Regions from separate parts of the Homo sapiens genome. Here region 1 is linked to region 2. A link is an interaction called in ENCODE POLR2A ChIA-PET data of the cell type or tissue named here. Cell type or tissue: A673. All regions are shown on one strand. Links, peaks and the distances in the headings refer to the core of each region. The heading gives the core; the rest is flanking DNA.

Region 1 (5,381 bases), core at 228-5,227, 140 kb before region 2:
TAGATCCCCTGTTAGGAAACCTGCTGGGTTAAGGATTTTTGATAGGAAGGCTATGGGTTGTCAGTGGCCTCAGTGCTTTTGGGCTGTGCCCTTGATTACACTGACAAGGTGGTATTGGATTGTTATAGGGTTACAGAGAAGGCCTTCAATGATCAATTATATTTACCCTGACTTTTAAAGGAAAAGGGTACACTGTTTTTTCTCCACTACTTCCATCTCTCTTTCTTTCTCTTTGACTTTCTGTCTTTTCTCTCTCTGACTCCCCTTTGTCTGTCTCTTCCTCTCTCTGACTTTCTGTCTCTCTCTTTGATTCCTTTGTCTCTTCCTCTCTCCTTCTCTGACTTTCTGTCTCTCTGACTCTTTGTCTCTGTCTCTTCCTCTCTTTTTGACTGTCTCTTTCTGTGTCTCTCTTTGTCTCTGTCTCTTCCTGTCTTTCTCTGTCTTTCCTCTCTGCTGATCTTTCCCTGACTCTGCCAGCCACTTATGCTGCTGTTCTCCCCTCTCCTTCCCCTTTTGATGGCTTCGGCAGTGTAAGAGTGCCACTTCCTTGGGTTTTTGCCTGCATGCAATAACTCCATGGTTTCCTTGTGATATTTAATGGGGGTTCCCCCAGAGGTTAGGCACTCCCTTTCTTTCCATATTGCAGTATGGGCTTGTAGGATTAGATAAGCATACTTACTATGTGTAGCAAAGTCTCCCAGTTACAACTGAGGAGGTGGGAGAAATATCTGGTTACAGGCTGTCCCAGGATTCCTCGGATGGTAGTTGACCTTGAAGACAGCTGTCCGGGACAGGAGATTAACACTGAGAGAGCCACACCAGTGTCCAGGAGGAAGTCAATTTCCTGACCCTCAATGGTTAAATGTACCCGGGGCTCAGTGAAGGTGATGATGTGAGGTGGCATTTGCCCTGGGCACCCTCAGTCCTGTTGTTGGATCATCTGGTTGGGGGCTTCTGGCCCAGAGAACCTTTGTCCTCTGGGGCAGTGCGCCTTTCAGTGATTGCCTCAGCATAGTGGAGATGGGCGAGGGGGTAGCTTGTTTCTCGTTGGACAATCTTTTTTAAAGTAGCCTTACAAATGACATTGATAACAAGCCCTACCAGGTGATTGGCCTGCTCCATTTTCTGTCCTCTCCGAACCACCAAAGTTTATTTGTCTGAGGGCCTTGACTATCCTGACCCTTGTAAAAAGGCATGTTGGATTTTGGTTTTTAAAATTCTTTTTTTTTTTTTTTTTTTTTTTTGAGATGGAGTCTTGCTGTGTCGCCCAGGCTGGAGTGCAGTGGCGAAATCTCGGCTCACTGTAAGCTCCGCCTCCCAGGTTCATGCCATTCTCCTGCCTCAGCCTCCCGAGTAGCTGGGTAGCTGGGACTACAGGCGCCTGCCACCATGCCTGGCTAATTTTTTTGTATTTTTAGTAGAGATGGGGTTCTAATCATATATTTTATTTGTTAAAAGTTGTTATTTACTTTTTTCCTTACAAAAGTGAGTGTAGTTGTTTCTCTGGTCTGCCACTTTTTGGGGGTAATTTCAAACAGAATCTCAGGGCTTAGCTTTGAGAATGCTACCAGGGAAAAATAGGAAATATCTCTCCTTTTATGGCTATAGAAAATGAATACATTTCCACAAGACGTGTAGTAAATCAACTGGTGCATTACATAGATGCATCAAAACAATAGTTCCTTTTTTTTTTGAGGGTGAAGAATTTGTAATATTTTGAATCTCTTTTCTGTAGCATGTCATTTGAATAAGTTTAATGCTAAATTTTTTAAGGTGATACTTGGCACCTTCTAAAAGTATTAATATATGGTTAATTGTTAAATTATTTTTTATAGAGATAAGTGATGTGTTTATTGTCTGAAAGGGATAGACACTTGTTTTTCGTTGTTTTGTTGTTGTTGAGATATAAAATGTAAATGCCTTACAACTTAATTCTCTTTCATAAACACTGAGTTTGAGTAATTTTGCTAGATTCTTCAAACACTGACTATTTTTTTAAATATAAAATCAAGTGTCCCAGAACTTTGGGAGGCCGAGGTGGGCAGATCAGCTGAGGTCGGGAGTTTGAGACCAGCCTGACCAACATGGAGAAACCCTATCTCTATTAAAAACACAAAATTAGATGGGCATGGTGGCGCATGCCTGTAATCCCAGCTACTTGGGAGGCTGAGGCAGGAGAATCACTTGAACCCAGGAGGTGGAGGTTGCAGTGAGCCAAGATCATGCCATTGCACTCCAGCCTGGGTGACAAGAGCAAAACTCCTCTCAGAAAAAAAAAAAAAATCAAGTGAACTATGCTGATTGGAAAATGAAAGCCCAAACCCAGTGACTCCAAGCTGGCCAGTCTTGAGCCTGCAAAAAGGGGTGATTGAACACCAAGTTGGTTGGTCTTTTACTGGTGAGTCACCCCTGCAGGTGTCCCAGCCTACTCACCTCAGCCATGGAAGAATTGTTTATACTGACAGAAGCTACAGAGCCCTGGAAAGCTGGATACTCAAAGTCAGATGCAGTTAAAGTTGGGATAGAAGTGGTTGGGGAGCCTCTTTTTGAGGATGGATTTGTTGTTATTGTCCTGGGGCTCTACCTAAACTTTGTCAAATAGAACTAATTTAGAGTTAGGTATGAAGTTACTTACTCCTAAAGAAGAATTGTAGTAAGAGAATAATACCAACTATAAGATCTTTGAGAATCTCAAAAAATAGGCAGAAAATAACTTTTATTTGCTTACTTATTCATTTATTTATTTATTTTGAGATGGAGCCTCTTGCTCTGTTGCCCAGGCTAGAGTACAGTGGCATGATCTCAGCTCACTGCAATCTCTGCCTCCCAAGTTCTAGCAGTTCTTCAGCCTAAGCCTCCCAAATAGCTGGGACTACAGGTGTGTGCCACCACGGCTAGCTATTTTTTGTAATTTTAGTAGAGATGGGATTTCACCATGTTGGCTAGGCTGGTTTTGAACTCCTAACCTCAGGTGATCCACCAACTTTGGCCTCTCAAAGTGCTAGGATTAGAGGTGTGAGCCACTGTGCTTGGCCCACTCTTGTTTCTTGATAGTACCTTTCTCTCTCCTGCCTTTCTTTTCCCCCAAAACCCTCTTTTATATTCACACAGTGTGGCAGTGTGCCCAAGTCCATCCCTCAGGTACCTGAATCCTGTGCCTACTAGAATTCAGATGTTAATAAGTTCAAGACCATGGCTTTAGACCTGGCTGTTGTCAAAGTAAATACAGAGGCTGGGCGCAGTGGCTCACAACTGTAATCCCAGCACTTTGGGAGGCCGAGGTGGGTGGATCACAAGGTCAGGAGTTCAAGACCAGCATGGCCAACATAGTGAAACCCCATATCTACTAAAAATACAAAAAATTAGCCAGGCGTGGTGGTGGGCACCTATAATCCCAGCTAATTGGGAGGCTGAGGCAGGAGAATTGCTTGAACCCAGGAGGCAGAGGTTGCAGTGAGCCAAGATCTTGCCACTGCACTCCAGCCCGGGCAACAGTGCAAGACTGTCTCAAAAAAAAAAAAAAAAAAAAAAAAAAAAAAGAAGCAAATGCAAATTAGGAAGAAGAGGCTTAATGTTTTCTTTTTAAAATAAGGGAAGATTTTTTGCTGTTTTCTATTTTCTATTTTCTTTTCTTTTTTTTTTTTTTTTTTTGAGATGGAGTTTTGCTCTTTTTGCCCAGGCTTGAGTGCAATGGTGCAATCTTGACTCACTGCAACCTCTGCCTCCCAGGTTCAAGCGATTCTCCTTCCTTAGCCTCCTGAGTAGCTGGAATTGCAGGCACCCACCACCACTCCTGGCTAATTTTGTATTTTTAGTAGAGAGGGGGTTTCACCATGTTGGCCAGGTTGGTCTCAAACTCCTGACCTCAAGTGATCTGCCTGCCTTGGCCTCCCAAAGTGCTGGGATTACAGGTGTGAGCCACCATGCCCACCCGATGTTTCCTATTTTCATAAAGCACTTAATTTGAAAACTTTTGTATTTAAATATTTTCTCTGCTTCTTTGAAATATATGTAACTCATTTGTATTAGTTAAACAGTTCATTTGTCTTTTTTGACCCAGAATTATCTTTAGGAACTGGAAACTATTGCTTCAAAATATAAATAGCAAGAGTATACACCCTATCTATCCACAGTTTGTACAGGAGAGTAGGAGGCTCCCTTCAGCAGGTACATGGCTCCACATTACAAAAGGACTTTCCGTCATGAAGATGTGAAAATTTTATTTTTCCTTTGATTATTACCAATTAGAAAACGCAGATGACCTCCCAGATTACTAGGGTTATAAACTATGTATGGCAAATGGTGTTGTCAAGTCTTCTACTTGGAAACTAATTTTGGTGACCTTTCTGTGTTTGCAATCTCTTAGTAGATTGCCTGTGATGCACATCACATTTTGGTTTAATGATATAACAAGATAGTTTTCTTGTTCTATTATTGTTAAGAGTTTTTTAGGGTTAGAGATGTTTTTGTTTCTAGCTATATTTTCTACACACTGTCCAGAATTACCAGAGGTTATACACAAGGTGCCCAACAGGTTTCATTTTAGAGGGGTCTCTCTTTCTCAAGTGTCCAATTACAACCCATAATTGTACAGCAAAATGCACAAAGTACAGCAAAGTGCTCCCCAAATCTGTAAGCAGAATGGTCTCTCCTTCTACTTAAGATCCACAATCCCTTCTAGAGAAGTTAGACTAGATTTCTGCAAAAATAACTTTTCAGAACAGCAATCAATTACTCCACCTTTTTCAGTGCTCTTGGCATCTTCAGGTCTCACACTGATTCAAAGATCATAGGGCCCCAGATCCCCAACCAGTCTCGCACATGTGCATTGATTAAACACGAGAATTTACCTTCCTCTCTCCTCCTCTTGTCCAAATGCTCACAAATGTGCATAGCTCACCAGCCTTCCAAGACCTAAATGTGCAGTTCCAAATTCTGAATTCATGTCCTGGGATTCGAGGGAAGAAAAGAACTTTTATTTGAGACATGCAAGTTCTTTTAAACCAGAGATATATTAAAATGAGACCACAGTTATATTCTGCTCTCCTCTTTGAACTATTTATCTTTTTAAATTGGTTGGTATTGCCACAACCTAATAATGCCACACTTGACTCTATAACCCACACCCTATAGCTTAACAATGTATAGTCAATCGCTAACCAGTTATTTATATAAAACAATAAGAATTTTTGACAGATAACTTTGTATCAGTACCCTCTCTGCCTTCCTTTTTTGCCTTTAAAAATACACACTTACAACTGCTTCTAATTGGAGGGTATATTCAGGGCAACTTTTTACTCCAGGGTTGCAATCTTTAAGATTTAGCCAAAATAAACTCTCTACTTATATTATGTTTACCCCAGCTTTTTCCTTTTAGGTCA
Region 2 (5,381 bases), core at 158-5,157:
TATTGCCATTTTAATGATGACAGTGAAGAACACTCGTTTGAGTGTTCTTCGTTTGAGTAGTACTCGCGTGCCAAACGCTGTTCATTTAACACAAAGAACTGGTTTTCTATTTTATCCTAAATTTACTGATAACATTTTTAGCTAAGAAGACTTTGTCTCATTCAAGTGTGTTTTATGGAATTTGGTTGACATTTAAGTGTCTCTGACTTTCCTGGAATATATTATAATTTTTCATAAATCCATATTGAGTACTATAAATAAACAATCTTTTACTAAAAGCCTTTGTGAGGTAGAGTAGGATACATCAAATTTTATTATAATATGGTAAGTGTGTTAACCATGTTCCTAGTAATCCCTCTGAACACAGCATTCTCAGTTTCCAGTATTCACATTGAGTCACTTAGGGGAAATTGGTATCTCTGTAAGCAGGCAGAAGAAGGTGCCCAGTGGAGGTGCACCACATTGCATGGAAATGCTGTCCACATGCACCTTTGGGGTCTTAATTTAACTGGGCTGTCATTTGCATGGCTAGATACTTACTGAATCCGGTCATACTGTTTTTGGCAGCTAATGGCATTTGTTCCCCATAAGTTTTCTACAATTATTTGCTTTGCTGAAAAATAAATCTTTTGTTAACTTACTCTAAATTGAGAGACTAGATTTGCAATTTTCAATTTTTAAACATGAAAGCAAAGCAGAGAAGAACAATATGTGTATATAACATGCATTTTCCTGCCTATGAAAATTCTTGTATTGCCTTGGAAACCCTAGGAAGCCACCTAAAGAATTCTCCCTTCAAATTGTTTAGCCAGAATTTTAAATTTCAAAAGGTCCAAAACTTAACAATTGAGCAAAGCAAAAATCTTGTCTTTGCTTCTTGTTAGTAATCTGTCATTTCAGAAAACATGGCAATTATGCCAAGCCATTGAAAAAAAATGTGATTTTGGTTAATTTTATCCCATTTAAAATGTTGTCTTTGTTACTTTTATCATGTTAATCTAAGAGAAACTATCTACATAACTATTTATGCCTTCAGGAAATATTATGCCAGGCGCAGTGGCTCACGCCTGTAATCCCGACATTTTGGGAGGCCAAGGTGAGTGGATCACTTGAGGTCAGGAGTCCCAGACCGGCCTTGCCAACATGGTGAAACCCCATTTCTACTAAAAACACAAGAATTAGCCAGGTGTGGTGGTGTATACCTGTAATCCCAGCTATTTGGAAGGCTGAGGCAAGAGAATCACTTGAAACTGGGAGACAAATGTTGAAGTAGAGCCAAGATCTTGCCACTGCACTCCAGATGGAGATAAAATGAGACTCCATCTCAAAAAAAAAAAAGAAAAAATATTTCTATTAAGTTGTTTAAAGTTCAGTATTGTAGTACAGTATAGCAGAATTCTCTAAAATTAGCAGAAGTTCATTGTAATTTCAAGGTTTTTTTTTTTTTTTTGAGACAGAGTTTTGCTCTTGTTGCCCGGGCTGGAGTGCAATGGCGTGATCTTGGCTCACAGCAACCTCTGCCTCCCGGTTTCAAGTGATTCTCCTGCCTCAGCCTCCTAAGTAGCTGGGATTACAGGCATGCGCCACCAAGCCTGGCTAATTTTGTATTTTTAGTAGAGACGGGGTTTCTCCATGTTGGTCAGGCTGGTCTCGAACTCCCAACCTCATGGGATCCGCCTGCCTCGGCCTCCCAAAGTGCTGGGATGAGCCACCACACCCTGCCTGGTTTCAAGGGATTTAACTGTGATAACAAATGATTAGGTATGCTTTATGCTTTTTCTTTTCTCTCTCTTTTTTTTTTTTTGTTTGTTTGTTTTGAGACCAAGTCTCGCTCTGTCACCCAGGCTGGAGTGCAGTTGTGTAATCTCGGCTCACTGCCACCTCCATTTTCAAGGCTGAAGTAATCCTCCCACCTCAGACTCCTGAGTAGCTGGGAATACAGCCTTGTGCCACCATGCCGGGCAATTTTTGTACTTTTAGTAGAGATGGTGTTTTGTCATGTTGCCCAGGCTGGTTTCAAACTCCTGGGCTCAAGTGATCCATCCACCTTGAACTCCCAAAATGCAAGTGGTACAGGAGATAGAAAGAAATTGTTTAGGCAGATAGCGAGGGTAAAAGAGTCCCTGGCAAGGTTTCCCTTTTAACCAAAAGCAGCCTGAAAAATCGAGCAGCAAACATGGATAAGCAAACCGGAAGCTTGCACTAGTGAATGCCAGCAGCTAGCCAGGTGTGTTCAACATGGAGGCTCCATCCTCCCTTTCCTCACCATTGAACGTTAAAGAAATAGGCAACATGGCTGCTGGCCAGGCAGAGAATCCATCTGCATAATAAAAAATTAGGGTGGGGGCGGCCAGATTTTCACACCTATGCAAATAGCACAACTAGTCCTAACCAGTTTTTTGCACCGTATACAAATGGCACACCTAATCCAATCAATCTTTCATACCCTATGTACATCAGACATTACCTTCTCAAGATCATCTATAAAACACCTTGCATTTCACCATGAAACCAGCAACCCACTTCTCCAAGAACACTCTCTGTCACAGAGAGCTCTTTTCTCTTTTGCCTATAAACTTCTGCTCTGAACCTAACTCTGTGTGTGTCCATGTTCTAGTTTTCCATGCCACGAGGATTATAGGCATGAGCCAAGGCACCAAGCTAGTATGCCTTTATTTATTTTTTTTTTTTTGTAGAGAGAGTCTTGCTCTATCTCCCAGGCTGGAGTGCAGTGGCTCCATCTCGGCTCATTGCAGCCTCTGCCTCCTGAGTTCAAGCGATTCTCATACCTTAGCCTCCCGAGTTGCTGGGACTACAAGCGCACGCCATCACACCTGGCTAATTTTTGTATTTTTAGTAGAGATGAGGTTTTACCATGTTGGCCAGGCTGGTCTCGAACTCCTGACCTCAGGTGATCTACCTGCCTCAGCCTCCCAAAGTGCTGGGATTACAGGCATGAGCTACCGTGCCCGGCGCTGGTATGCTTTTTCACAATAACTTCAATTCTAGAAGGGTACCCACTGGTCTTTATGGGGTTTCTGTAACGGATACTGTAACCCTATGCCACCGGAATGGTGCAGACATGCTGATTTTATTAGAATGAGTTCAGCCTTCTTGGTAGACTATTGGTATCCCAGAGGCTGACCATTCACTGCAGCTTATTAAATGTAGCTCCATGATGCCAATGAGTCCTTTCAGCCAGGTTGCCTTTTTCTTCTCATTGATGTAGTCAGGTCGTGATCTCTTTTGCTTGTCTTATGCTATTCCAGATGATAGGTGATTATTTCTTCCGTAAGTGAGACCCTCTTTTCTTTTCTCTGCCATGGGATCCTCCTATGATGTGTCTCTTTCTCTTAAAAGCACTTGTAATCCCAGCACTTTGGGAGGCCGAGGCGGGCGGATCACATGAGGTTGGGAGTTCGAGACCAGCCTGACCAACATGGAGAAAGGCCGTCTCTACTAAAAATACAAAATTAGCCGGGCACGATGGCACATGCCGGTAATCTCAGCTACTCGGGAGGCTGAGGTGGGAGAATCGCTTGAACCCGGAGGTGGAGGTTGCGGTGAGCCCACATTGTGCGAGTGAAACTCCTTCTCAAAAAGCACCGCTGCTTCGGGCGCGGTGGCTCACGCCTGTAATCCTAGCACTACTTTGGGAGGCCAAGGCGGGCAGATCACTTGAGGTCATGTATAATATTATACATAATATTATATATTATTATACATATTTTATATTATTATATACAATAATATATATTACATGAAAAATTACATACTGCTCACATATTAAAATAATATTTTGAATATTAGAATATTTGAATTCTAGAACTAGAATATATAACGATGAAATTGTTACAATAAATTCCACCTGTTTCTTCCTTTTTTTTTTAAGTTTGGCTACTAGAATATTTAAAATTCACATGTGGCTTACATTTTATTTCAGAGAATTAACTCCGTTTTAAAATCTCAGGCTGCCTGCTTAAAGGACCAGAAGCTAGGAAGGTCGTAAAATCGGATATTAAATAATGTTATTATATTTTTTCCATTTGTTAATAGCCATATAATTGTGAACCTCAAATATCTGAGACAGATCTCAGTTAATTTAGAAAGTTTATTCTGAGGCCAGGCGCGGTGGCTCACGCCTGTAATCCCAGCACTTTGGGAAGCCGAGGCGGGTGGATCACCTGAGGTCAGGAGTTCAAGACCAGCCTGGACAAAGTGGTGAAACCCCGTCTTTACTAAAAATAGAAAAATTAGCCAGCTACTCTGGAGGCTGAGGCAGGAGAATCGCTTGAACCCCGGAGGGAGGTGGAAGTTGCAGTAGCAGAGATCGGATCGTGCCACTGCACTCCAGCCTGGAAGACAGAGCGAGACTCCGAAAGAGACAGAGAGAGAGAAAGAAAAAGAAAGAAAGAAAACTGGAAGTGGGGAGGCGGCTTCCAGGTCCTAGGTAGATAAAAGACAAATGGTTGCATTCTTTTGAGTTCCTGATTAGCCTGGGAAAAGGAGGCAATCAGATATGCAATCATCTCAGTGAGCAGAGGGGTGACTTTGAATAGAATGGAAGGCAGGTTTGCCCTAAGCAGTTCCCAGCTTGACTTTTCCCTATAGCTTAGTGATTTTGGGGCCGCAAAATTTATTTTCCTTTCACACACTATACTATTTATTAATATAAATGCATATGACCTTATACACAAGGTTAAATGCAAATACCCCGTGGGTGGGCCGGGCTCAGTTCAGGGAGGAAGCCCTGACTGAAAAGCCTGCAGTTTAGGTTTCATTCTATCTTCTTTCAGCCCAGCAACTGAGCACACCTTCTGTCATTCAGGGCCTGAGGGGGCGGGTCCTTAAACATCCTCCAATCAGGGACGCTGGGCTGGGACCCGTCCAATCAGGCACGCAGCTGGAGCGGACAGGACGGCTTCCGGGATTTGGCGGGGCCTTTGTCTCTCGCTGCAGTCGCAGCTCCAGGTCTCGTCTTCACTGCTCTATGTCCTCTGCTCCTAGAGGTCCACCTTCTGTGGCCCCGTTACCTGCAGGTATTGGGAGATCCACAGCTAAGACGCCAGGACTCCCTGGAAGCCTAGAAATGGTGAGAGTGCCGGGTCCCAGATCCCGAGAGAGGGGGAGGGCCTGGTTGGAACTGGTGGGAAGTGGATGTGGCGAGACTCCGGCCTCCCTGCAGTAGACTCCAAAATCCGCGGCCAGGAGTTCTCCTTGGCGCAGCTCGGCCCTCAGTCCCCTTCAGTCATAAGATGGCTGCTGGGCTGGCAGCCGGGATCCCGGGCGTCCTGTCTCCTCCCTGCGCAGTGACCGTTCCCTGGCCTGGAGCCCTCCCTGGGCAGCTCTGCTGCCGCAGCGCCGCATCTCTCCTCGATGAC

What was found. Peaks named below come from ENCODE experiments on the same cell type or tissue, not always from the same donor. Only the 100,000 strongest peaks of a DNase experiment are listed, where the experiment ranks them.
Region 1: POLR2A ChIA-PET joins it to region 2 with 8 read pairs; 2 of 35 experiments call an interaction of 5 or more read pairs at or near these places.

What each region holds. Positions count from the first base shown.
Region 1 is chr7:64,759,920-64,765,300 of GRCh38, forward strand. No RefSeq gene overlaps it. Among named protein-coding and RNA genes, the nearest start is that of ZNF138, 32 kb to the right of the region's middle. In A673, for the core only: no CTCF peak of the experiment used is centred there; no DNase peak of the experiment used is centred there.
Region 2 is chr7:64,898,328-64,903,708 of GRCh38, forward strand. It overlaps ZNF273 (zinc finger protein 273), which reads left to right and starts at 4,946. Exons shown (of 4, transcript NM_021148.3): 1 at 4,946-5,092. The coding sequence starts at 4,991. RefSeq lists enhancers at 3,941-4,813, 4,481-4,530, 4,551-4,600, 4,814-5,381, 5,001-5,060 and 1 more. In A673, for the core only: no CTCF peak of the experiment used is centred there; a DNase peak (open chromatin) is centred at 4,854; H3K4me3 peaks cover 724 bases; H3K27ac peaks cover 331 bases.